Regions from separate parts of the Homo sapiens genome. Here all the other regions are linked to region 1. The links are chromatin contacts, found by Hi-C in ENCODE. All regions are on one chromosome and are shown on one strand. Each heading gives the region's core, a stretch centred on a gene start or an enhancer-like site at or near the end of the contact. The rest is flanking DNA. Distances are from core to core; before and after follow the strand shown. Region 1 holds the start of ZNF225 (zinc finger protein 225). Region 2 holds the start of ZNF568 (zinc finger protein 568). Region 3 holds the start of CTU1 (cytosolic thiouridylase subunit 1). Region 4 holds the start of ZNF383 (zinc finger protein 383). Region 5 holds the start of ZNF875 (zinc finger protein 875). Region 6 holds the start of ZNF571 (zinc finger protein 571). Region 7 holds the start of ZFP30 (ZFP30 zinc finger protein).

Evidence for each region. Hi-C counts contacts between places; a loop is a spot of excess contacts on that map. Pooled maps may share reads with other maps.
Region 2: a loop to region 1 is called in a pooled map, with 8 times the contacts of the local background. The contact joins the promoter of ZNF568 here to the promoter of ZNF225 in region 1. A Hi-C loop is called at or near these places in 7 of 50 pooled maps.
Region 3: a pooled map shows a loop between it and region 1 (30-fold over the local background). The contact joins the promoter of CTU1 here to the promoter of ZNF225 in region 1. A Hi-C loop is called at or near these places in 6 of 50 pooled maps.
Region 4: a pooled map shows a loop between it and region 1 (17-fold over the local background). The contact joins the promoter of ZNF383 here to the promoter of ZNF225 in region 1. A Hi-C loop is called at or near these places in 8 of 50 pooled maps.
Region 5: a pooled map shows a loop between it and region 1 (11-fold over the local background). The contact joins the promoter of ZNF875 here to the promoter of ZNF225 in region 1. A Hi-C loop is called at or near these places in 2 of 50 pooled maps.
Region 6: a pooled map shows a loop between it and region 1 (11-fold over the local background). The contact joins the promoter of ZNF571 here to the promoter of ZNF225 in region 1. A Hi-C loop is called at or near these places in 5 of 50 pooled maps.
Region 7: a pooled map shows a loop between it and region 1 (6-fold over the local background). The contact joins the promoter of ZFP30 here to the promoter of ZNF225 in region 1. A Hi-C loop is called at or near these places in 4 of 50 pooled maps.

The regions. Positions count from the first base shown.
Region 1 is chr19:44,111,497-44,115,110 of GRCh38, forward strand. It overlaps ZNF225 (zinc finger protein 225), which reads left to right and starts at 1,903. Exons shown (of 5, transcript NM_013362.4): 1 at 1,903-2,073. ZNF225-AS1 (ZNF225 and ZNF224 antisense RNA 1) reads right to left here and starts at 1,687. Exons shown (of 2, transcript NR_033341.1): 1 at 1,326-1,687. RefSeq lists a silencer at 1,614-1,964 and an enhancer at 1,657-2,356.
Region 2 is chr19:36,914,727-36,918,340 of GRCh38, forward strand. ZNF568 (zinc finger protein 568) reads left to right here and starts at 1,606. Exons shown (of 7, transcript NM_198539.4): 1 at 1,606-1,865; 2 at 2,853-2,922. It overlaps ZNF829 (zinc finger protein 829), which reads right to left and starts at 1,565. Exons shown (of 6, transcript NM_001037232.4): 1 at 1,285-1,565; 2 at 404-525; 3 at 239-296. The coding sequence starts at 441. RefSeq lists enhancers at 1,201-1,250, 1,311-1,690.
Region 3 is chr19:51,106,604-51,110,217 of GRCh38, forward strand. It overlaps CTU1 (cytosolic thiouridylase subunit 1), which reads right to left and starts at 1,806. Exons shown (of 3, transcript NM_145232.4): 1 at 1,744-1,806. RefSeq lists an enhancer at 1,772-2,101.
Region 4 is chr19:37,215,850-37,219,463 of GRCh38, forward strand. ZNF383 (zinc finger protein 383) reads left to right here and starts at 2,365. Exons shown (of 6, transcript NM_001387601.1): 1 at 2,365-2,425. RefSeq lists an enhancer at 1,991-2,480.
Region 5 is chr19:37,332,285-37,335,898 of GRCh38, forward strand. It overlaps ZNF875 (zinc finger protein 875), which reads left to right and starts at 2,365. Exons shown (of 5, transcript NM_001353803.2): 1 at 2,365-2,498; 2 at 2,885-2,973. The coding sequence starts at 2,941. RefSeq lists enhancers at 1,372-2,314, 2,110-2,219, 2,315-3,256, 2,430-2,529.
Region 6 is chr19:37,593,011-37,596,624 of GRCh38, forward strand. ZNF571 (zinc finger protein 571) reads right to left here and starts at 1,782. Exons shown (of 4, transcript NM_016536.5): 1 at 1,731-1,782. It overlaps ZNF540 (zinc finger protein 540), which reads left to right and starts at 1,866. Exons shown (of 5, transcript NM_001172225.3): 1 at 1,866-2,085. RefSeq lists enhancers at 743-1,424, 1,224-1,353, 1,424-1,473, 1,425-2,107, 1,704-1,903 and 2 more.
Region 7 is chr19:37,653,932-37,657,545 of GRCh38, forward strand. ZFP30 (ZFP30 zinc finger protein) reads right to left here and starts at 1,534. Exons shown (of 6, transcript NM_001320669.3): 1 at 1,489-1,534; 2 at 781-948. RefSeq lists a silencer at 1,490-1,679 and enhancers at 1,703-2,690, 2,090-2,139.

The DNA.
Region 1 (3,614 bases), core at 653-3,152:
CACGAACATTTGTAGCAACACTGTTCACTACAGCCAAAAGGTGAAAAGAAGCCAAATGTGCGTCAATGTATGAATGGAGAAACAAATTGTAGTATAAACATAAAATATTCATCTATGAAAAGGAATGAAGTACTGATACGTGGTATGATGTGAATAACATTAAAAATATTATGCTAAGCAAAGGGAGTTAGAAACAAAATGTTCCATTCATTTTTATGATTTGTCCAAAATAGGTAATAGAAAAGAGAGAAAGATTCATGTTTCCCCAGGAATGGGATTATGGACAACAGTAGTGATTGCTTAGTGGGCATGGGGTTTTCTTTGGGTGATAAAAATGTTTTGTAATTCAAGAGGTGGTGGTTTCACAATGAAGCAGCTACTTTGTCTGAGGTTTAAACCCGGGGTTCGTCGTTAAGCGCCAGAAAAATTTAGGACACGGACACACAAAAACTCCTCAGTTTAGGAGCGGAGGTTTAATAGGAAGAAGAGAAAGAGAAACGGGTTCCTCCATAGAGGAAGGGGTCTCCGAGCGGAAAAGGGTCGGCTGGCAGTGAATGTGCTGAGTTTTACAGACCAGTTTGAGGAGGCAGTGTCTGATTTACATAGGGGTCATAGATTGGTTCGATCAGTTATGACGTTTACATAGTGCGTGGGGAAGGCTGGTCGCCCCACCCTAATCTTCTTATGCAAATAGGCTTCCCAGTTGATTGGCCCATCTTGCCAGCTTCTTACTGTGCACGTGGCTGACAAAGAGAAGGGAAGATGGAGCCGCCATCTTTAACATGATTGGCACAACTGCTGGTATCTATGTCTGCGGCAGCTGGATTTTACAGGCTGCTCTTCCTTAGGAAGGGAAATAATTTGGGGCTGCTTTTCATTAAAAAGAAAAGCCTTACCGAGGGCTCCCATACCCTATCTGCCTAAGTGATGGCTTCTTAACTCGTATATATTAACAACACTGTATTCGTACTAGATGCCATTGCCATTGAATTATGTGCCTTAAAATAATTTTGTTTTGTGAATTACACCTCAAAAATATTTTTTAAATAATAAAACGACCACGTTAAAAACGTTTTGCATAGCGAAAAACAAGTCAAAGGAAAAAAGCTTTTTGGTTGAGCAATATTTGATACAATGTTAATATGAGTATGTAAATAATACTTAACGGAGGGGAAAAAACTAAACACTCAATAGAAATGTGGGCAAACTATTTGACCAATTCACAAAGACTATAATAGTGGCAACGGAAAATATGCACGGATGTTCCACTTTATTTACAAAAGAACAAATACAAATTAAAACTACATTTAGAAACCATTTCTTACCATTAGATTAGCAAAACTTAACTCCTCGAAGACTGTGTCTTCTCGCTTGTTCCCTTTCCAATAACACTCCTGTTATCATTGGAGGCGTTTAGACTTCAGAAATTCCTGTCTATTCAGTATTTTCTGTCCTGGACCAGGGAGAGAGAAGGACGACTCTCAGGATAACAGTTCACATTCCCCACTAGGCAGGCGCTCGTGGCTTTGGGATTCGTTCCCAGTGGGCACCTCGGAGTGGCAACGCTTCCCCCTGAAGAATGAGATTTTGAGCGTTTTTCCTTCAGCATTCGGAGGAGTGTAATCCAAATGCTCTGTGGAGTCGTACACACTGGCTCCAGAAGGAGGATACAAGCAATTCTGGGAATGGTAGTCCAGACGCTCAGTGGAGTAGCGGTCAGCTTGGCTCCGGCAGGCGAATCAGGGGATTTCTGGGAAATGTAGTCCAGACGCTCAGTGGAGTCTCGGTCAATTTGACTCCGGCAGGTGGATCCCAGGGAATTCTGGGAAGTGTAGTCCAGACGCTCGGGGTCGTCGCGGTCAGTTTGTCTCAGGAATTCTGGGAAGTGGAGTCCAGACACTCAGTGGAGTAGCGGGCCACTTCCGCTCCGTTACTGTGAGGTTGCTGCAGTTTTGTCCCTGGTAGTTTGGGTCAGTTCCGCGAGACCCTTCTGAATTTCCTGGACCTACGCATTGGATCCTTAACGAACTGGTGATCGAATTAGGGGAAAAGAAACCTCGTCGGAGAGCAGAGGTTTGGCGGAGCGGGGCCGCTGTTTTCGTTCTCGTCAGTGGAGCCTTCTTGGGCTTGGGGCTCTCCTCGCGTCCCCGGGGTGTTTGGGACTTGGTCGGGTCGCGTCTCGCCTGGTTTTAGGGTCTCCGGGGCTCTGAGCTCGCCCACTCGGCCTCCCTGCACCCCACGCGCGTGGCCACTTCCTCGCGATAAAACGCTGGGATGTTACTTAATCTCCTTGGGTCTCCCGTTACAGTTCTTTAAGATGGGGAGTTTAGGACCATCCTAATAGAATCGTTTTGGGAACTGAAAGCGGTAACACAAATGAGAGCCTTAAAGCAGCCCCTGTCACTTGGTGACTGGTGGTCTCTTGTTAATTTCCCACGAAGCCTGTCAGGTCCCCGGGTGGGGTGAAACTCCAGCTGCAGGGGCACCGGCCCTTCTCCCTGATTCCTGCAAGACGCTGGGTGATCCCGGACGCCTTCTGACCTCTCTTTTAGGAAGGCGAGGGTTGCATCCACTTCCAGGAGGGGAGAGGAGCATTTAACTTTTATGGGGCACGGCGACCACGGTCAGAGTGTTTCACAGCCTTCTCCTTACCCAGCCCGACCTTTCCAAAAGAGCTGCAGGGAGGGACTTCTTGGCTTCTGAGGGCAAAGCTCTACGTGAGTGATCCTTGGCTTTTTTCTTTGACAGAGATGCTCACCCCAACCGAGAGTGTATAGGATGTGTCTTCGGGCATGGGTGTTGCTTTCAGTTGTCATGTTTTTCTAGTCTTTAATCTTGAAAGATAGCATAGCTTTCATCGTTTTTTCTTGGTATTTTATCCTTGTTATTTTTGAAGAGTATAGATGAAGTTATTTTGGTCAAAGATGTTCATTTGGAGTTTTTCTGATGTATTTCACGTTTAACTTCAAAATATGCATTTTTTGCTGGAATACCACAGAAGTGGTAAATCTCTCTCTCTCTTTTTTTTTCTTGAGACGGAGTTTCGCTCTTGTCGCCCAGGCTGTAGTGCATGGCACGATCTCAGCTCATTGCAACATCCACCTCCTGGGTTCAAGCTATTCTCCTGCCTCAGCCTCCCAAGTAGCTGGGATTACAGGTGCCTGCCACCACATCCGGCTAATTTTTGTATTTTTAGTAGAGAAGGGATTTCACCATGTTGGCCAGGCTGGTCTCAGACTCCTGACCTCAGGTGATTCAACCGCCTTGGCCTCCCAAAGTGTGGGATTACAGGCATGAGCCACCGTGCCCAGCCTGAAGTGGTAAATTTCTTATTGCAACATAACAGGGGCCATATGTCAGTTTGTCACTTCATTGGTGATCTCAACTTTGTTCACTTGGCTAAAGTCATGTTTGTCAGATTTCCGCATTGTAAAATTATTTTGAATTTTTTTTTTTACCCCAGGAACACAGATTCAAGTTGCTCTCAATATACACTCCCTAATTTTTTAGTTAAATAAAATTTTGTAAGGAGAAATACATTTATTAGTGCACATTCTACTGTAAAGGTGAACTCTCCCTTCTCCTTCATTTGCTTATTCATTCATTCAACTATA
Region 2 (3,614 bases), core at 356-2,855, 7.2 Mb before region 1:
AACCCTAGTTATCTGAGTGGCTAAATTTTATTTTTTCTTGGTAATGCTGTGTTTTTGAGATCTCTAAATTAATCATCCTTTTATTTTTAAATCAGAATAAATATTTGAGAAGAAAATTCAGCAAGCATAAGTGGAGCAACCATCCTTTTCTGTGATGGGAAAATTATAGGGACCTATAATTAAATGACATTCCTTTAAGCAAGAATTTTCAGAAGAAAAAGAGGAAACCCCAACACACCTTGGATACTGCTTGTAGAAGTTCATCATGCATTCTTTCCTCCTCTTCTGGGTGACACCTGGAGAAAGGTAAAATTGGGAGAGGGAAGAGTAACTGTGAGACACCAGGTTTTTCTTGGTACCCAGATTAGTCAAGTAAGAGTTCTTCCCCAGCCCCATTACCCACCACACATGAGGAATGGAGATCAGAGGAGAATGGGGCATTCTGTCCAATTCCAGTGGCTCAGGGGAAAGGTTGTGTTCACTGCTGTCCAGGGTTGGAATCTGACCAGACCTCAGAGAGGTTTCCTAGAGACAGAGTTCTGGAGTCACAATCGCATAGTTGACAGGACCCCATACTCATACACAGAATGCCACATACATTTAGGGACAGTCACACTTAAGGCGACATGCACGTCTCACCTGCCCACAAGGAGCCACACACGGCAACACAGTTACAATCACATACACACCATAGGAAACACACAATTACAGCTGCACAATCGTAGGCACCCCACACTGTCGCAGAGTCACAATCACACATCACCACGGGAACACACAGCCACAACCCCCACAGTGACAGGTATCCCATATCCGCACATAAGCCGCAGTGTTATTATCTCCCAGACAATTTCACAACCTCCCCTCTTTTTTTGGGGGGGTGGGGTGGGGTGGGGACAGAGTCTTGCCCTGTCGCCAGGCTGGAGTGCAGTGGTGCGATCTCGGCTCACTGCAACCTCCGCCTCCCGGGTTCAAGTGATTCTCCTGCCTCAGCCTGCGAGTAGCTGGGATTACAGGCGCGCGCCACCATGCCTAGCTAATTTTTGTATTTTTAGTAGAGATGGGGTTTCACCATGTTGGCCAGGATGGTCTCGATCTCTTGACCTCGTGATCCTCCTGCCTCGGCCTCCCAAACACAACCTCCACCTTTCAGGCCGCTCCGCCCGCAGGGGCCCAAGGCGCCAGCTCCCCATCGGTCTTCGGTATCCTCACCTAAGCCCTTTCCAGTCATCCCGGATGGGAACTTGCAGACCTGAGCCAGTTCTCCTGGGGACCAAAATATCTCACCTCCCAGATCTAAGGGTCCCGCCAGGAGTGACGAAACGTTCGAATTCCTGCGAGAAAAGTGGCAGGCCACCAGGCCCTCTGGGAAATGTAGTCCAGAGCGGGACCCACGCCGATTCCTGTCAGCTCCTCGCCTGGGCCCACCCGAAACGGCTGCTCCCTCAACTCTCAACATCCAGCCGAGCCTCGGAGTTGCGGGTCGCCGTAGCGCTGCGCAATGGAGATGAGCCTCCCGGGGAACCCGGCCCAAGCCTCACCCTCACACAGGAAAGCAGATGTGTTCTGGCCGGAAGTTGAGTGGGGCCGCGGGGCCTGCTGGGAGGTGTTGTCCTCGGAAACGTCGCTGGCGCGGAGGGATGGTTCGGCGCTTTAGGCGTCTGTCACAGACCTATCTGCGGGTCGCCTTCACCCAGCATCTCAGAAACTGCGCGCGGGATGAACATTCGGGTGTTTCCGGCAGGTGACGCTGCCGAGTCCCCGCAGCAGGGGGCGAGCAAGGGACTCGCGGTTGACGGGACACGGATCCTCTAAGGCCCAGAGTGTCCCGAGTAGCGGCAGTGGGGAGTGCTCAGGGTACGCTAATGGTGAGTGGTTGCAGTTGATGGGACAAAAAACTGTGATGGGAGTTAGTGTGGGTGTGTGGTTGTGTGTGTGAGTGTGACGGCACGAATAATCTGATGGGGTGATTGTGATATTTGGTTGCGCGGGATTATGATGAAATGTGTGATATGTGTGTGATTATGATTAAGGCTGTAGCGAGTGTGAACGTGGCGAAGTGTGCGTGATTGTAATATGTCTAGTAGTTCTTGTCTTGAGCTGGCTTTTCTGTAGCATTTGGCACAGTTGGTAACGGCTTGAAAAACACTTATTTGTTTTCTACTGATCCTCCCTCCTTGTTGGCCACTCCTCTGTAGTCTTCTTTGCTGTCTTTTTTACCCTAGTAGCCCTTGGCCCTTTGTAATTTTCCACTATTCCTTGGCGAACTTTTCAGGTTCATTATTATCTTATGACTTGCTGCTTTTATGTATGTTAGTTAGCTATTGCCATGATAATAATTATGTCTAAAAACCACCCCTGAACTCAATGCCATACAACAGCAAGTCCTTACTCTCCTGTTCACAGGCTTGCGCATTGACTGTGTTCAGCTGATCTAGGTGGGGCTTGGCTGAGTGGATAGGCTGCGTGACGAGTTAAGATCTGCGCCGCATGTGTTCTTTCAGGGTCTCAGGCCAAAAGGACATTTGTTGCCAGGGCATGCTCTGCTCCTGATGGGTCACCAGAGCGCAAGAGAGATTGCCTCAACCAGAGCAAGTCACATGGCTAAGCCTAAAATCAATTATGCCCACAGTTGGAGAGCAAAGTTACCTCGCAAAGAGTATGAATAATAATCTATTAGAGGGTGTGAGGAATTGGACTAAAATTCCAGTCTACCACCTTAAGAAACATACCTCTTTATCCTGGTGAATGCCTTTTAGTCCGGGTTCTCTTTTGTCTGATAATATTGCTTTTCAAGTTTTATTGTATTTCTTAAGAATTTCATTTTCTAACCCCCTTGTGTCTTTATGTTTCAGATCTGTGTCTTGTAAAGAGCATATTGCTGGGCTTACATCCGTTTATCTTGTTTGACTGTTATTTTAATAGGTGAGTATAGTTCAGTGGCATTTATCATGATTGCTCATAAAAAATGTTTTATTTTCTATTACGCCTTAAACATTTTTGATTGACATATAATAGTTGCACATATATCTTTTTTTATTGTGCAAATTCACCTTATCCCTTTTTCTCCCCTAGGTTGGTTTCTGCTATTATCCTTTTTTAATATGCATGCTTAACAAAACTCAACCTTAAGACTTTAAAATACTTGAACTCCAAAATATCCACCAATTTCTGTGTTATTCTTGTCTCATATATTATTTTCTTCTAGTTTTTGTTGTTGTTGTTGTTTTGTTTTGTTTTTTTGAGACGGAGTCTCGCTCTGTCACCCAGGCTGGAGTGCAGTGGCACGGTCTCGGCTCACTGCAAACTCCGCCTCCCGAGTTCAAGCGATTCTCCTGCCTCAGCCTCCCGAGTAGCTGGGACTACAGACGCGCCACCACGCCCGGCTGATTTTTTGTATTTTTAGCAGAGACAGGGTTTCACCATGTTAGCCACCATGGTAGATCTCCTGACCTCGTGATTTGCCGACCTCAGCCTCCCAAAGTGCTGGGATTACAGGCGTAAGCCACCATGCCCAGCCTATTCTCTTCTAGTTTTAAATCCCCAAATTAGTAGTAGTAGCTCATTTATTCTATATACAGTTCGTATCCAGGAGGGGTTGGTTTCAAGACCCCCCA
Region 3 (3,614 bases), core at 556-3,055, 7.0 Mb after region 1:
CAAGCGTTTCTCCTGCCTTAGCCACCCGAGTAACTGGGACTACAGGCGTGTACCACCATGCCTGGCTAATTTTTTTTTTTTTTTTTGTATTTTTAGTAGAGATGCGGTTTCACCATGTTGGCCAGGCTGGTCTTGAACTCCTGACCTCAAGTGATCCGCCCGCCTCGGCCTCCCAAAGTGCTGGGATTACAGGCGTAAGCCACTGTGCCCAGCTTCTTTCCATTCTTATGAGCGCCTCTGAATCATGATATTCAGATGTCCCTCCTGGCTGGTCCTCCACATGGCTGGGGCACCTTAAAGATGTTCAGACCCTAAGCGCCCAGACAACCTATTTCTTCCTCGAAAGGCAGAAACCTGTTCTTGCCCATCTGTTCCCTCTCTTCTGAGAGCAGCCACCACCTTTCATCCAGCCCATCTGCAGGACAGGACGTAACGTCACCCTGGACTCATCTCTCCTCACCCCCTAAATCTACAGTCACCCAGTCCTGGGGGGTCCACGTCCTGAGGAAGGGAGACGCTCGCAGGGGACAAGGCTGCACAAGTTAGCAGAGCCTCATAGGCCATGATGTGGAATTTTAGGTTTATTCAGGAGGAGATGGGAGCCTTGGGAGGTTTTTGAACAGTAAAGTGGTATGATCTGGCATGTTTTAAAAGGATTCCTAGACTGGTCAACATAGCGAGACCCCATCTCTAAAAAAATAAATAAATAAATTAGCTGCACCTGGTGGCACAGGCCTGTAGTACCAGCTACTCAGGAAGCCAAGGCAGGAGGATCACTTGAGCCCAGGAGGTCAAGGCTGCAGTGAGCCATGATCGCACCAGTGCACTCCAGCGTGGGTGATAGAGTGAGACCTTGTCTCAAATAAAAAAAGTGGGATTCGTTTGGCTGCTGTGTGGGGAGGACTGTTGGTTGTCAGGGACAAGGACAGAAGGCTGGAGGTCAGCACACTAGACAGGAGTGCTGGCAGTAGAGGTGGGAAGAAGTGAAATTTTGGATCTATTTTGAAGGTGGAGCCCACAGGACTTGTATAAGACTGATTGGAGTGGGGACTGGGGCAACGACGAGAGAAAGTGATGAAGGGTAACTTTGAGGTTCTGGCCTGAGCATTGGAGGGACGGTGGGGCCATTTTGTGAGGTGAGAAGACCAGGAATTCCATTTGGCCACGTCAGGTTTGACATGCATGTTAAGCGTCTTCCCTCAAAGACTTTATGGACCCTCGTCACTGAGTCGAGCGCCTCCACCAGGGCCCTCAGAGCTGCCCTGATCCTGACTAGCTGTCACTGGTGACAGGTCTGTCTCTCTGCTTCAAGGCAGGGACAGGGTTGGTCTGGTGCCCTCGCTCCCGCCGCCCTGCGCAGAGTCGGTGCTCAGTAAGTATCTGTAGGATGAGGGAATAATAAGTGCTCCCAGAAGAGAGGCCGCGGACCCCAGGGATGCCTCTGGATTGCAGCCTTGTCAAAAGGACAGATAATGTGTGGCATGGGGGCGGGGACAGGCAGATAGTAACATAGGGGCGGGGGCAAGCAGATGGTCTTATCCTGTCTTGGGGAAGGGAGTGGCCCGGTAAGAGACAGGCCGGACCGCAGCGTTCAAAGTGGGAATCCTGGCTACAAGGCCTCAGGGACACGGGCGCTGGGAAATCACAGAGGCCTTACGCTCGAAGAGACCCTCAACCCTCCCACGGCACCGCAACAAAGAGCCGGAGTCCACATGCCGACCCACCGCAGGAGGAAATACTCACCCGGGCAGAACTCAGTGCTGGGATGCCCACACTGCCCACCACGCGGAAGCCTGGCCCGGAAGTGACTCCGAGACTACCACTCCCATAAGGTCTTGGGGCTTTCTTGCCTAGAACTCCCAGAAGCCCATGCGACACTTCCGCTGGATGCGCCTACGGCTCCGGGGTCCCGCTTGGCCTACAACTCCCAGAAACACTTGCATTGCTCTTTCTGCCGCTCCCAAAATACACTGCTCCCCCTCCCCCCGCGTTTACTTTCTGCGCCTGCGCGCGGCCGCAGGGAGCGGCGGAGCTGCGTGTACTGTTGTCATGGCAGCGCGCTGTCACCCGGCAGGTTGCTGGATGGGCGAAGTAGTTGTATTCTGATTAACTGATTTTGTGGGATTATTATAGGATTTTAAGGGGATTACAGGGCCTATGATTTCTGCCCTTTGAGGCGGGGTTGCGGGTGGGAATTGAAGGTGGAACTGCAGGGGTTGGTCGCTAGTGTAAAAGGCGCAGATAGCGCATGCGTAGAGCAGACTTCGAGGATTGGAGTGGAACTCCGCGCGCACGCGGGGGCTGTCGTGATGCGCGTGCTGGAGACCCAGACTCTAAACAGAAGGATCCAAAGACCCTTCTCACCTAACCCAGGAGCCCAGAGGCTCAGAGACTCAGACCCTTGAGACTAAGGGGGTTAAAAACGCAGACCCCTGGCACCAAAGCACCTGAGAGAACCAGTAGACCTGGAGACAACCGTCTGCACCCTAGACACAGGGATCTGGAGGCCTCCACCCTCCCCACAAGGCCCAAGGGTCTTGAAGACCCCGGTGACTCAAATACCGGGGCACAAGGAGTTTAAGGACTCAGATATCTGAGACCCTTGAGATCCAGGTCCCCAAACCTAGGTCCTCGAAAAAACTGAGGCTCAAAATTCCTCTAGACGGCGCGGTGGCTTACACCTGTAATCCCAGCACTTTGGGAGGCCGAGGCGGGTGGATCACGAGGTCAAAAGATGGAGACCATCCTGGCCAACATGGTGAAACCTCATCTCTACTAAAAATACAAAAATTAGCTGGGCGTAGTGGTGCGCGCCTGTAGTCCCAGCTACTCGGGAGGCTGAGGCAGGAGAATGGCTTGAACCCAGAAGGCAGAGGTTGCAGTGAGCCGAGATCGCGCCACTGCACTCCAGCCTGGCCACAGAGTGAGACTCTGTCTCAAAAAAAAAAAAAAAATCCTCTAGATTAAGGGACCACCAGAGCCTTAGACTGAGATGTGGAGATGTGCAGAGAGCCCCAGGATGTGTAGGTCTACGGCCGGTGATGACGTGAGAAGGAACCCCATGCACCCTGTAGCCCATTTTTTTCCCCCATAACAGGAAACCATGATGCCTTCCTTTCATATTAAATGAGCTCCGTGAGGTCACTCTTAAGCCTTATCATGGGCCAGTTCTGTTCATCTGTGTGCGTTGGTTCATTTGTTGAATTTATTTCCTGAGGTCTCCTTGTGCCAGGCTGCCCCTGGGCTAGGTTTAGGTGACACAAATGAATCAGACTTGGTTACTGTCCTCTGAGCATCCCCCACCCCTTACACCACCACCCTGTCCTCCTGGTGGGGGAGACAGGGACTTAGTCAATATGGAGTGATAAAGCTTGACATGGAAGTGTTAAGAGCCTTGAAAGCTCAATTTCAATCACTGCCAGCCAGGGTGTCAGAAAAAAAAAAAATTCAACAAAGGCTGCTATGTGCCATGCATCATCTCAGTTTGTTCATCTGTGAAAGGGGGGCAATAATAGCCTGCCTCATAGGATTTATGCGAAGTCAAATTGAATTAACAACACCTCTAAAGAATTTAGAACAGCTTCTGGCACATAGTATGTGCTCAACAAGTGGTT
Region 4 (3,614 bases), core at 1,115-3,614, 6.9 Mb before region 1:
ACATTTTAAAGATGAGAAATTGGATTTCATCAGAAGTAAAAACTGCTTTTTGAAAGACATCATGAAGAAACTGAGGGCTGGGCACAGTGACTCACACCTGTAATAACACAGTGAGACCCCATCTCCACAAAACACAAGAAAATTAGTTGGGGGTGGTGGTGCACACCTGCAGTCCCAGCTACTCAGGAGGATCGACTAAACCCAGGAGGTCAAGGCTGTGGTGAGCTATGTTAACACCACTGCACTCCAGACTAGGCAACAGAGCAAGACCCTGTCTCAAAAAAAAAAAAAAAAAAAAACTGAGAAGGTAAGCCCCAGGCAGGGAGAGAATATTTGCAATTTGCAATATGTATATTTGGCAAAGGACTTTTACCCAAACATATAAAGAATTGTTACAACTCAATAATAACCAATTTTAAAATAAGAAAATTTTATTTATTTATTTATTTATTATTATTTTTTGAGATGCAGTTTTGCTCTTGTTGCCCTAGCTGGAGTGCAACAGTGTGATCTCAGCTCACAGCAACCTCTGCCTCCCGGGTTCAAGTGATTCTCCTGCAGGGATTACAGGCATGCACCGCCACGCCTGGCCAATTTCGTATTTTTAGTAGAGACGGTGTTTCTCCACGTTGGTCAGGGTGGTCTCGAACTCCCAACCTCAGGTGATCTGCCCGCCTCAGCCTCCCAAAGTGCTAGGATTACAGGCGTGAGCCACTGCGCCCAGCCGAATATTTTCAATAGATGTCACAAAAGAAGATAAAAGAATGGCAAATAAGTATATGAAAGTATGCTAAGTTCATTGACATCAGGAAATGCAAATTAAAAACATAATTTGATACTACTGCTCATTCCTTAGAATAGTCAATAGATGCCTGATGTGGGGTTTGGGAGGTGGGGATTGACTTAACAATGTGGGGGGCAGAGGGCGGTGAATAAAAATATTCTATATCCGCCGGGCGCGGTGGCTCACGCTTGTAATCTCAGCACTTTGGGAGGCCGAGGCGAGCGGATCACGAAGTCAGAAGTTCGAGGTCGGGAGTTCGAGACCAGCCTGTGAGCTCGAACCCTGTCTCTACTAAAAATACAAAAATTAGCCAGGCATGGTGGCGGGCACCTGTAATACCAGCTACTCGGAAGGCTGAGGCAGGAGAATCGCTTGAACCCGGGAGGCGGAACTTGCAGTGAGCCGAGATCTCGCCACTGCAGTCCAGCCTGGGTGACAGCTAGACTCCAACTCAAAAAAAAAAAAAAAAAAATTCTATATCCAGTAACACTAAGGATAAATGCTTGAGGGGATAGACACCCTATTTTACATGATATGATTCTTACGCATTGCATGCCTGTATCAAAACATCTCATGTACCCCATATACAACTACTATGTACCCACAAAAATTTAACTAAAATGCTTAAAAATTTTTTAATTTTAAAAAATATTCTATATCCTGATTACGATGGTGGTGACAAGGGTTTAGACATGCGTTGAAGCTTACCGAACAGTTCACTTAAAATGAGTGCATTTTATTGTATCTAAATTATTCTTCAGTAAAGTTGATTTTTAAAAAACATGCACACAAATATAATTTACAAACTATAACATTAGCTCGTTTATGGTGTACCATTCAGTCACTTTTAGTGTATTCAGAGTTGTGCAAACATCATTATCTAATTCAAGAAGCTTTGCATTACCCCAAAAATGAACCCTTTAGCTATTACCAATCACTCACAGTTCCCCCTAATCCTGCTAGTCCTAAAAAACTCTAACTTACTCCTTTTCCGTAGATTTGACTATTTTAAATATTTCCTATAAATGCAGTCATACAGTATGTGGCTTATCCACGGATGAAGGCAAAAATGACGATTTAGTCAGTCTAGCATTCTCAGAGAGCGTTATAACGCCTAGTACAGTCCGGGGTCCTGGGTGCGTTCTGCACTGAGTCGGCTTGGGGCAGGAAGTCATTTAAGCGACCTCCTTCCACTTGCCCCAGCGCCTCACCCCTTCCTGCTCTAGACTACAGTTCCCAAAAATCCTTGCGGCTCTAGTCAACATCTGGCCCGAAGCTGGCGACCTTTTCCTGTTTCTCAGGGAACTCCCTGGGGTTGGCCGGTACCATGGAGGAAGATTGTCTTCAGCGTGCAGGGCCAGCGTCCTACGGCAGTTTCACTCTGAGCCTGTGTCTGGATCACGGAGACGCGGGGTAGCGGTTCGGAGTGCGGAGCAGGGATGTCCCCGAGCTGTGCAGCTGCAAGAACCCGAAAAAACAGGCGCCATCTTCTCGGCGCGGTCCTACTCCGGACTGTATTTCCCAGAGGCCCCCGCGAGTCCAGGGCAGCCCCTTCATTTGCCTGCTGGACCCTCCGCCTCAAGGGTAGGGGAAGTGCGCGGTGAGCGGCCTGGGTCTTGCAGGCTCGGCTGGGGCCCGCAGGTACGTGCATGGGAGTTTGAAGGGACTGACCAGGCTGGTCTGGAGTGTTGGGCATGTATGAGTGTGTCGGGCATGTATGAGTTGGTCGGGCTGATAGAGGGGGTGGTGGGGAGGCGGGCGCGAGGCGTGGGCTTCCGTGTGTGAGTGTGACCTTATGTGACTGTGCCTCTCTGTGTGCGCGGGTGTGATTGTATATCCTCGTTGTAGTTGTGTAATTGTAACAATGTAAGGCTGTATGTGTAGGTATGACTGTGTCCCGTGTTGGGACTGTGATTGTGTGTGGCTGTGTAACTTTGCGTGACATTTGTGGAGGGTGTTTGTGTGGAGAGAATCTGATGAGGCTGTGACTGTGTGTTAGTCTGAGGGGTGTGTGTAATTGTGTTTGTATGACTGTTAGCAGCACTTAAGTGTACTGGATGCCTTACTGAGTAAATCTACTACCCAGAAATAACCCAGTAACGTGAGAATGTGAGAGTGTGACCATGTAACTTTATGTAGCACTGTGTCTGCGGTTGGAAAGTGCGTGTAATCGTGCCGGGGTGATATGTGTGTCCTAGTGGTCATTGTGTTATTTTGAATGTGTGATTGTGTGTAGTGCTCAATAGGGGTCCTGGGGAGGGGGGAACTGTAACTTTGTGTGGCTCAGTAGTGCGTGTGGTATTGTGACTATCTGTAGCACTCTGGTTCTGAATGGTGCTATGTTTGAGGGGTCTGTAAATATGCTAGTGTAACTTATCCTCAAGGTAGATGTGGGACAATGATTGTGTGACCATATATAGTGTTATTGTTTGGGTGAGGCGTGCCTGTGGAGGTCTATGTGGGTCCCCATGGTGGCTGGGTGACTGCAGCATTGGGTAGGGGGTGCTTGTGACTGTCTTTGTGACTCCAGCTCTCCCTGTGAGGTCAGGACAGATTCTCGAGAGGAGAGACCTCACCCCTCTGATACCAAGAATGCTCATGACAGCCTACACTTCTCTGTTTTTGTTTTGTTTTGTTTTAAGGCGGAGTTTCGCTGTTGTTGCCCAGGCTGGAGTGCAATGGCGCAATCTCGGCTCACCGCAACCTCCGCCTCCCCGGTTCAAGCAATTCTCCTGCCTCAGCCTTCCTAGTAGCTGGGATTACAGGCGTGTGTCACCACGCCCTGCTAATTTTGTATTTTCAGTAGAGACGGGGTTTCTCCGTGTTGGTC
Region 5 (3,614 bases), core at 1,115-3,614, 6.8 Mb before region 1:
TTTGTCTCTGTGTCTTTTTCTTTTCCAAATCTCTCGTCCCACCTTACGAGAAACACCCACAGGTGTGTAGGGGCAACCCACCCCTACACGCCCAGCTAATTTTTGTATTTTTAATAGAGATGGGGTTTCGCAATGTTGGCCAGGCTGGTCTCGAACTCCCGACCTCAGGTGATCTGCCCACCTTGGCCTCCCAAAGTGCTGGGATTACAGGCGTGAGCCACCATGCCTGGCCAACTTCTTGCTCTTTTTGCCACTACTTTTAAGCTGATATATTTGGAACTGAGGTAGCCTCATTCTACAGGTTTAGATCTGAAGTATTTTAACTATTGCTTCTTCCAGTGTATTTTCTGGTTTGCAGGCCAGTTTCTTCTTTAACTCATCAGTGACACAGTGGTTTGTATGGCTTTTAATTTCAAAGAATATTTTTTCAATTTGCTTTTTTGTTTTTTGCTGATTTTTATCTATGCTAATTTTAACTAGACATGTTCCCTTGATGGGCATGACTAGATTTTTTCTTCCCCACTGCGTTTATAATTTAGATGGATTTTCACATCTCAAGCCAGTTAAGAGTGTGGAAAATAGGACTCCTTAAAGCACAGATAATGACAAGTGGTTCAGATTTACAAGGGTAACTCAGGTGAGAGTGTATCATTGTACTTGGCACACAGCACTGAGTAACTATCACCTTTCATTTAAATGAATGCAGCTGTAAATGCTTTCCTAGATGTCTTGTTGATGTTTGTTAATTTCTGTAGAGTTTCATTCTGCCCCTTTCACTGTTTATCACTTGATCCTTATCACTTGAGAGTCCCCTTATTACTTGACCTGCTGTTACATTATGTTTGATTTATTACAAATACCCCATCAGCCTGGGTCTCTCTTTACTCCCTTTGTACACCTACATCTAAACATAGTGATTTGGATTATCTCAGGATCCCACATCCTCACTGTACCCCCACCCCCACCCCTACCATATCTTTCTTAAGTTTTCTAGTCCCTGCTTTTCATTTGTGCTTCTTAAATCCCAGCCCCATGCCTGACTGTGGTTCCCACTGAGTTCTGTGACAAGCATTCTACATTTATAGATATTAAATCTTTGGCCGGGTCATTTACCTGGGCTGGAATAGGGCTCTCGGCTGATCCTCCTTCCTAAACACCCTCTCAATGGGAGAGGCTGATACCCAACATGCAAACCTTGTTTTTTACTTCTCCAGGCAAAGGGATGTTGGAAGACATTCTGGAGGGGGTAGGGTGTGAAGATTTACAAATAATCTTTGAATATCTGCTTCATGATAGGTCTTGGAGGTGCCTTGTGGGTGTGGCTTTGGAGGGATGGTTACGAGGAAATTGTGGATATTAAGGAAGTCAGGAAAGGAAAAGATGACTCACTGACAATTCAACAATTGTCCTAAGGGACTTTCTGGCTGCTTGATGCCCTAGAAGCCAGGCCCTCACTTCTGTAAATGCTGGGGACTGTGGATACAGAATTTAAAGGGTCACCAAAAAAACTCAGTAATCAAGATAAACAATATTTTAATGTAATATCTTTAAAAATAAAATCAATGCAAAAAGAAAACACCCCTGTTGAACAAAACGGTCAGACTTATGCCTCCTTTCCAACACCGCCCCACCTCCACCCCACCCTCCGGAAGTTTCCTCCAAGCCGCACCTGTACCCCAGCCTCCAATAAAAACCTCGGGAATTTCCTGATCAAGCTTCGGATCCCCACCACCACCAGGGGATCTTTTGCTGTTCACCCCAAGTTCAGTCTGCATCCCCTAAAATCCTAGGGACACGCGACCAGTCTCCCCCATCTGCATTCCGGGAGTTTGCCCCAAACCAATCCTGCTCTCCGCGAAAATAGCCTTGGGGTTCCCTGTCCTGGTACACCCTCCTACTCTAGGGGACAAAGGGCCGGTGTCGCCTCCAAACTGGTGGTTCCCGCAGAGCATCGTCTCTCCCTGAGCCGCGTCTGTCCCGACCTGGCACCTGCTCAGGGAAGGGCGCATCAGGGCGGAGACTTGCGTAGTGAGCTCAGCTCACCCGCACCTTGAAGGTCAGCGCACACTGGCCACCCGCAGAGCACCGGGACCACATTTTGCAGAATCCTTCGGCAGTCCCGCGATGCCTTCGCGGTCAGCAGATCTCATTGGTTTACAGAGAAACTTGTCAACGTCACTTGGGCATCTTAAGAGTGGGTTCGTAAACTTGGTTGTGTGCGCTGTGCAGATGTCAGTCACCCTGTGTGGTGGGCAAAGCCGACTTCTCCGCCTCTGTAGCTCCGAAACTACAATCCCCAGAGGCCTCTGCGGTCACTTCCGCTCCCCTCCCTACCCTTCAGTGTGTAGCGTTGACGTCAGAAACACTTCCGGTCGGTGGCCCAGGCGCGTTAAGCTGGTTGGGACCCGGGAAGGCCTCCCTCTTAAGGTCTTTCCCACACCTCTGCACCTTGTTACCTGACTTTCGGCTTCAGGATCCGCAGCGTGCACCCGCGTTCCGTGAGTGCCCTATAGGCAGTCAGCATGCCCCTCTGCGTGTCCCTGTGTTACGGGGACGCCGGCTGGGAGCCGCAGAGCTATCTCAGAACTAGGGCGCTCTCCTTTGGGCACCTCCAGGCCATTTTCCTTTCATTCGAGCCCACAGGGTTAGAGATAAACCCTCACTCCGTTGCTTGGGGACAAGGGCTTCACTCCCTGTCCCGAGCTTGCGGCTGAGCTTGAGGGTGGCTGGGTCATCCTGGCCCCCCACTGGATGGGAATTGGCTGCTCTGGTGATTTCTGTGACATCCCAGACCCCAACTGTGGGGCTCTGGAGCGGACTGCGCTTCACTTCGTGGGGAGGGTGTTTCCACCTAGGCCACTCTTATTTCTCTTCACATCCCCAGATCTGTCTTCTGAGACTTTGCCCTTCTCCAGGAAGAGCACTCAGGAGACCAGGAAAATGGCCACAGGGCTCCTGAGAGCCAAAAAAGAGGTGAGAATTAACTGTAATTCTATCTTGGCTGTCAACAGAATGGGTCCCATTACCTTTTCTTGTCCTGGAGGCTGCCTTGTTGGTATTGGGCAAAGTCATTCCTAGCCCTAGTCATTCCTAGTCCATAGAACAAGGAGGATTTTGATATAGTCTTGTAGAGCGTCCGATTCTGTCGCTGTTCAGGGCGCCACTTGTAACCTGCACGGACCTGGTGGACTGAACAAAAGGAATAAAAGACAAGAAACAAAAAAGTATATTTGGAAGAAGGGGTCGGGGGCACTTTGTCTCTAGTGGACAAGGGCCCTGAGCTTTACACAACCCTCCCGTATTTATTGGTAAAACAGATAACAAGTTAGGGGGTGGTGATTGTCAGGTAATTGTCAGTTGGCCGTTTGGTTCGCAATTGCAAGACTGCATCCTTCCAACAATAGGCGCTAGATTTCCTGGTAGATCACTTCAAGGAGCCAGGCGCCAGGCAGTGATGGCTCTCAGCACATCTTTTGGTGGCAGTGTGCGTTTGCTCACATCCTGCATTCATGATAAACAGTTTACCGTTTAATCATATAACCTCCAGTGGAATGCTGAGTTGGTCACAATCCCTTTGGTCTTTTCGGCTCCAAACATAGTCTGACCTGAATTTT
Region 6 (3,614 bases), core at 532-3,031, 6.5 Mb before region 1:
TGTCTTTGAAATAATTGGGAAAATCTGAATATGGGGGTATACAAGATTATGAAATAACCACCACGCTGTTACACCAACATAAGAAACAAATTTATTGTTTTAAACTTATTGTTAGTTTTTTTTTTTATGTTGGTATAACAGCATCATGGTTATTTTAAAATATAATGTCCTTTTTGGTAATATATGCTTATAAGAGGATAAAATACAATTTTGAAATACTATAGGAAAAAACGGGGAAGGATTGATACAAAGGTATTTACAAATGTTTTTAATTACAGCTAGGTGTTGAACATGTTGGGGTTCGTATTATTCTTTAGCCTGCTTGAAAACATCCACAATAAAGTTAAAATTTTAAAACTCTTCAAATTTCCCCCAGAAAGTACAGTTATTTTTCATCAAAACCTTAGACCAGGCCAGGCGCGGTGGCTCACGCCTGTAATCCCAGCACTCTGGGAGGCCCAGGCGGGTGGATCACGAGGTCAGGAGATCGAGACCATCCTGGCTAACACGGTGAAACCTCGTCTCTACTAAAAACACAAAAAATTAGCCGGGCATGGTGGCGGGCGCCTGTAGTCCCAGCTACTCGGGAGGCTTAGGCAGGAGAATGGCGTGAACCCGGAAGGCGGAGCTTGCAGTGAGCCGAGACCGCACCACCGCACTCCAGCCAGGGCGACACAGCGAGAATCCGTCTCAAAAAGCAAACAAACAAACAAAAAAATCTTAGACCAGAAAGGACTGCTGTATCATTGGGTGGAAAGGAGAGGTGTAGTGTGGCTGGGGAGTAGAGCTAAACTGATGATCCCATCCCCGCAGCATCATTTATGGGGTGCCTAAGGACCAGTCACTAGCATGGCTGGTTCTTCCTTAGGAAGATGTTGCTGGAGGTAGAAAACGTTTCGGAAAGGAAGAAATTTGAGGTTAGAAAGAAAACAGGAACTTCACACAAGACTTTCAGAAGTGCGATATTCTTTTCCTCTGGGTGCCTCTCTTGGAAAACGCAGAACCGAGAAAAGAAATAAGCATCATAGAACATCAGAGCTCTCGGAGCAGACGAAACAATTTAGGATAACACCAACCTCTAGAAAGGGATTAGTCTTCCCCACAGGGCTGTCAAGCTAGAATAGGACATCTTTAACAGTGGTCTTCTTCCTAAGACACTTCCAGGGGTAAAGCCTCACCATCAGGGAAACTTCAAAAAGAGCCTCTTACTCTGCAAAGAAACTGCAGCAGCTGTAACCGCACGATTCTCAGCTGGCTTAATGATGTCCGTGTCACACGAGGAGTACTGCGGCCCGGGAGGGGCCAAGCGCTAGGAGCATTAACAGGCGGCAGGTGAGCCCACCCCGCGGCCGCACAAGCGCACACGCACACGTCCAGGGCGGAGGAACACTACTAGTAACACCCGCCTCCTTCTAGCCTCCCTATCCCAAAGTTATGGTGCCGATTTTGTCCGCGGCAGGGGCTCCAGGGGCACACTCATAAATTCGGTGCGGAGGAACACAACTAGCAGCACCACACCCCCGCCACTGCCAGAACCAAAGTGACGGTGCCGACACCCCTCCGCAAGCGCAAGGCCGACTTCCATAAGTAATTAGCCAGAGCACCGTCCCGTTCCTGTCAGCACCGAGCCCCAGCCAGGACACCGGTATTCCCAGCACCATACAAGAACTACTTTTTCGATGAAGCAACCCAAAAGCTGCGAGCGGTTCCCGGTGAGGCCGCCCACTCACCTGGCCGGCGCAGACAAGCTCCGTGCGTCAAGACATAACAGCGTAAGTGTACGACGTTGCGCAGCGACGCGGGGGCCTTCGGGAAATGTAGTCTACAACTGGAAACCGGCCGGATCGTGTCTGCGCAGGCCCAGCAGCTAAGATCGGGTCCGGCGCTCCAGAACAGAACGATCCCTGAGGCTCCCTTGCTCGAACTGTGGGACTTACCCTACTATGGTCCGAGCCTACCCTATTTCATTATACTCAAGTAACGCCCCAGAAATTCCAGAGAATCTCACACAAAGAGGTTGAGTCTTGCCGTGGTGCCTTCAGGGGAATGTCATCCCGGGCTAGAAGAGCTGCAAAAGGCTGTCAGGTAAGGTCTGGATTTCTCTCTGACAGCTCTGGCCGTGACGCAGTGGCCACGATACCGGGTTGCTGCTCAACGGGGTTCGGAAGTGTGACGCATTCTTTGCGGCCATGTGTGTGTGTGTGCGTGTGTGTGTGGGTCTGTGCGCGCGCGTGTCCGAGTGTCCTCTGTGGGTGCAGAGTGGGTAGTGGCCATGCCTGTGTGATGTGCGTCAGATTATGCTTGAGGCTATTAGTGGCGCATTTAGTATTGTGTGCGGAAGGGTCTTGGGAATGGTTTGATTATAGCTTTGAGGGTGACTGATGTCTGTTTAATCAGATTCAGCCTGCGACTGAGTATCTTATAACCTGTAAGAAATTGATTTTTCTTTGCATGGTCATGAATTTAAAATAGATTCCCATGAAATTATATAAATGTAGTGAATGATTCATTGAGAGTTCGCCTGTGGCAGTGAATGTGGGGAAAGAAGTGTGTGAGCATAATATGGTGAGAATGAGCACGATTGTGTGCAGCGCTGTATTATAGTGATATCTCCTGGCTTCAGTTTTCTCACCTGTAAAGTGAGGGTGTCAGTCGTGTAACGCTTTGGAACAATGCTTTTTAATAGGAATTTCTGCAAAACTGAGTTCCATTTTTTATATCTGTGCTCTCCAATATAGTAGCCACTAGCTACATATGGCTATTGAGAAATTGAAATGTGGCTGGTTTGACTGAGGAACGAATTTTTTAAATTGTGTTCAATTTTAATAAATCTAAATGTAAACAGCTATATATGGCTAATAGTCTTCCTATTGAACAGTACAACCTGGAGCATTAATTTGCCTTCAAGATTTGAAGGGGGTAAAAACTTAATTCATCTAGCAAATATTTGAAAATGAAATTCTTAAAACTTCCTTAAATTTTTTTTTAAATTTGAGATGATTGTAGATTCATATGAGGTTGTAAGAAATAATAGAGACATTGTGTGTTATCTTCAACTTAGTCTTCTCCAATGACAACATCTTGCAGGACTGTAGTATAATATGACAACCAGGATGTTGACATTGATAGTCAAGATAGATCATTTCCATCACCTCGAGGATCTGTTGTGTTGCCCTTTTATAGACAAATGCACTTTCTTCCCTCTTGTTTGAAGATATTCGCGTCAACATTAATGATAATGTAGGCATACCTCATTTTATTGTGCATCATTTTATTGCACTTTGCAGATACTGTATTTGTTTGTTTTAAAGAGACAGGCTCTCACTGTCTCACCCAGGCTGGAGTGCAGTGGTGCAGTTATAGCTCACTGCAGTCTCGAACTCCTGGGTTCAAGGGATCCTCCAGCTGGCCCACAAAGCCTGAAATATTTATTATGTGGTTCTTTGCAGGAAAAGTTTGCAGACTCCCAATCTATATTATTTCTGATGGCTACTTTATTTTCTATTATATGGATACACTAGAATTTATTTAACCTGTTCTTTATTGAAGTCTAATTTATGTTTGTATCTAGCTTTTTCCATTTTAAAATTAGTCTATCTGCACCTGTCTGCATA
Region 7 (3,614 bases), core at 284-2,783, 6.5 Mb before region 1:
CATCCATCATAATTACCTTCACATTTGCATTGGTCTTGGAAATACACAAAGCTGATAGGAAATGACTGAGCATCATCATTTTAATACCAGTAGCTAGTATGAATTAAGGACTCACTATGTGCCAGGCACTCTCCTAAGAGCTTCACAAATATTAATTCATGTAATCTTCAAAACAACACCGTAAAGTATACACTATTACAATTCTGAGGAAATTGAAGCACAGATTGCTTAAACTCGTTCAGATTTAAGTGGCAGTCAGGATTCAATTCCACTTAATCTAGGCTCGAAATTCTTAACCACTACACTACACCTCCCTCAGTCGATCCAAGATATACCCAAAATAAACTCATGCTGCCAGACCTCAAACCACATCTGGCTGGTACCAAAAACTTCCACTCATGAATTTCCTGGAAAAAAAGAAATCTCCACTCCTACCCCAGAACCATTAAACATATCTAAACCCTAAAAAACAAATAAAAACAAAGTATGAACATTAATCTCCAGCACGGGTATTTCCATATCATCAAGATCCTTAGAAAAACAGCGCTCACAGAGTAATTGAATTTGCAGCCTACAGTTAACTAACCATGTGTCTAACTATAGAACAGCATGAAGTGGGCACTAACAACGGGAAATCTATTAATTAGGTCCCCTGCCGTTAACTAGGTAGGGAAATCCTAAGGCCCAAATCAATGAATAAATAGATCATTCCTAAGCAGGATTTTAAACGGAAGGAACTCGAATGCATTTCACAGAAACAAAGCAGCAGCACGAACTCACAGGGAACCGGCTTTTAGAAGAGCAGCAGCGATTCGTTTCTCCTTCTCAAGCGCCTTCTCTGGAAACTGGCAGGGCTGGGGAAGCAGGCAGAGTTCAGGACACCCCAGGCTTTTCTTGACTCGATTGGAACCCACCCTCCACGCTTCCCTGGCCCCAACTAACCGCCACCTGCATGCACAAATGGAAACGACAGGGCAGAGGGTCAGCAGTCACCCGCGTCTGGGTTCGCAGCTCCGGGTACGCTGTAGTTCCGCACCCGGTTGCCCACGCCCGGGACCACCCACTGTGTCTTTTCGGAACTGTCCAGCGTGTCCTCCTAGACCCCAGACACCCACCCCAAATCTAGGTCCCAGCGTTTTGCAGGGGACCTTCATCCTGGGGCGTTCACCTCTGACTTCCCTCTTGGGCCTTTTCGCTACGGCCGAGCCTAAGTGGCTGAAGCGCGGACGAGGATGCGCGGGGCCTCGGTCTCCAACTGCACCACAGGCCGCACCCACGAACCTGGTCCGGCACAGTTACTACCGCCCGGGCCTCCAGGCCTCAGGGCTGCAGAAGCTCAGTCCCGGGAAAAAAAGCACACCGGCCTGAGGCTCCACAGGAACCTTTTCTCCACCTTGGCCCGGCCTGCAAAACCTGGCCCACTCCGCGCTCTTTTCCCTCAGAAAAGCAGCGGCCACAGTGGCGCCCGGCTCCCAGCCCCAGCCTCACCCGACTCAGAGGATAGCCCAGCCCTGGGAGTCAGCGGCGCCAGAATACGGGAGAGCGCCTGTCTCCGTCGCGAATGCGCTAGCGCGCGGGGGGGCGGAGGCAAGTCCCGCAGCTGCTCCGGGCCGGGAGGGGCGCGTGGGGCCGGGTCTCGGCGGGGATAGTCGGGCCGGGGAGACGGAGCCAGAGGGGCCGCAGTGTCCCTCGCCTCAGGCCTCTACCTGTAATGGCCGCCCCGTGACTGACCAGTGCCATTAAAGATAATCCAGGCCTGCTCCCCTGTGGACACTGCGGTCCAAAATTTAAAAAAACAATATTCCGCCTTTTTATTTTTCATTTGGTTCTCGGCTCGGAGACAGGCGGAGGCTGCGAGCCCCGCCCCGCCCCCAGCGACGCCTCACCGGAACCTTTGGAAATCGGCTTCTGCCTCGAGTGCGCAAGCGCGCGGGGGGCGAACGCTGGGGCCCTTCAGGGAGCAAGGGAGAAGTGTGGGGCCGCACCTGCCGAGGGGTCGGGAGGTTTGGAGGAGGGTGGAGGTTGGCTACAGGATCCCGATGGGGATGGAGTGTTCAAATCTAGGCCTGTAGCCGTGACCCTGGCGTGAGTTGGATGGAGGAAACCCCAGTATCGCGAGCCTGGACCAAGGCGCGGCGCGTGCTGCCTGTGGTGTTTGCTGAGTGACGGCCGCCGCGCCCCCGCGTACCTGGACCGAGTGCCTGGCCGCTGGCGGAGTAGTGTTTCCGTGCACGGGGCTGCTGCGTGCGCGTGTGCCGTTCTCTAGCGGGGGATTAGGATGGTGCCGCAGAGAAGGCTGCGCGGTGGTGCCTGACTCTGACGCTGGCTGTAGCGGGTCTCTGGGGTCTTTGCGGTTTGTGTCTGCGTTTGTGACGTACCTGACATCGGATCTGTGACTGTGGCTCTGCCTCATCCAGCGTTATTTCCAGAATCCTTCTGATAGGGCAGCGCTTCTGGTTCTGGTTTTCCATGGAGACGGTTTGTGGGTCCCTATGAAACTGAGTGTTGGGATTTTGATTATCTGCATCTGGCCCTTGTGTGCCCTCAGGACTGTGGTGTTAGGCAAGTAAAATAATTGCAGGAAAAAAAATTGGAAAGGAATAAGGTTGCTATTACTTCCAAATGATGGAATTGTAGGACTGTGTCAGAAAATTGAATAGGACACCATGAAACGGGAGGGAGAGGCATTTTATTTTCTTCCATACCTGGTCTTGGAATATTCTAACAAATGAGATTTGTTTTTTCCCCTTTGTTCCTGGATGAACTCTTGGATAAATTCAATGTCTCCAAGCATTCTTGGATAGTAAGTTTCTTTGATCTTTAGTTGAAAGATCAGCCTCATTTTCGTAGCTAAAAATACCTTTAGTAATAAAAATGTTCATTGTAATACTTCATTTAAAATATTTAAAACTTTCTTCTTTCTCCTTGATCTCTTCCAGATATCTCAAGTTTTGGTTAAGTGAATATGTGGAGTATATGTACTAATTACGTCAATTATTTTCTCTTTAAAACCAAGTACATTTCTTACATGAGTTTGTTTATCAAGGATTTATTGGTTTTCTTTGTACTTGTTGCTATTTTTTAGAAATGTTCCAACAGATATGTTAAATGTTCATCGATTATTTTTTCAGTGGTTCAAACATCGGAGTAGAATCTCTCTTCCATTCTGTGGCTGCAATTGGACTGTACAGTTGTCCTAAAATTTACCGTCATTGTTTTCCTAAGTTTGATTCTTGTTTCCTAGAATTCAGCTAATTTTTGCTAAAGTTCTTTTCCAATAAGTTCCTTAAGATGCATGTATTAAAGATGTTTTTTAGTTCTTTCATGTTTGAAATTTTTTTTTTTTTTGAGACGGAGTCTCACTCTGTTGTCCAGGCTGGAGTGCAGTGGTGCAATCTTAGCTCACTACAACCTCTGCCTCCCCAGTTCAAGCGATTCTTCTGCCTCAGCCTCCCGAGTAGCTGGGATTAAAGACGTGCACCACCACGCCTGGCCATTTTTTTTTTTTTTTTTTTTTTTTTATAGTTTAAGTAGAGATGGGGTTTCACCATGTTGGCCAGGCTGATTTCGAACTCCAGACCTCGGGTGATTCGCCCACTTAGGCCTCCCAAAGT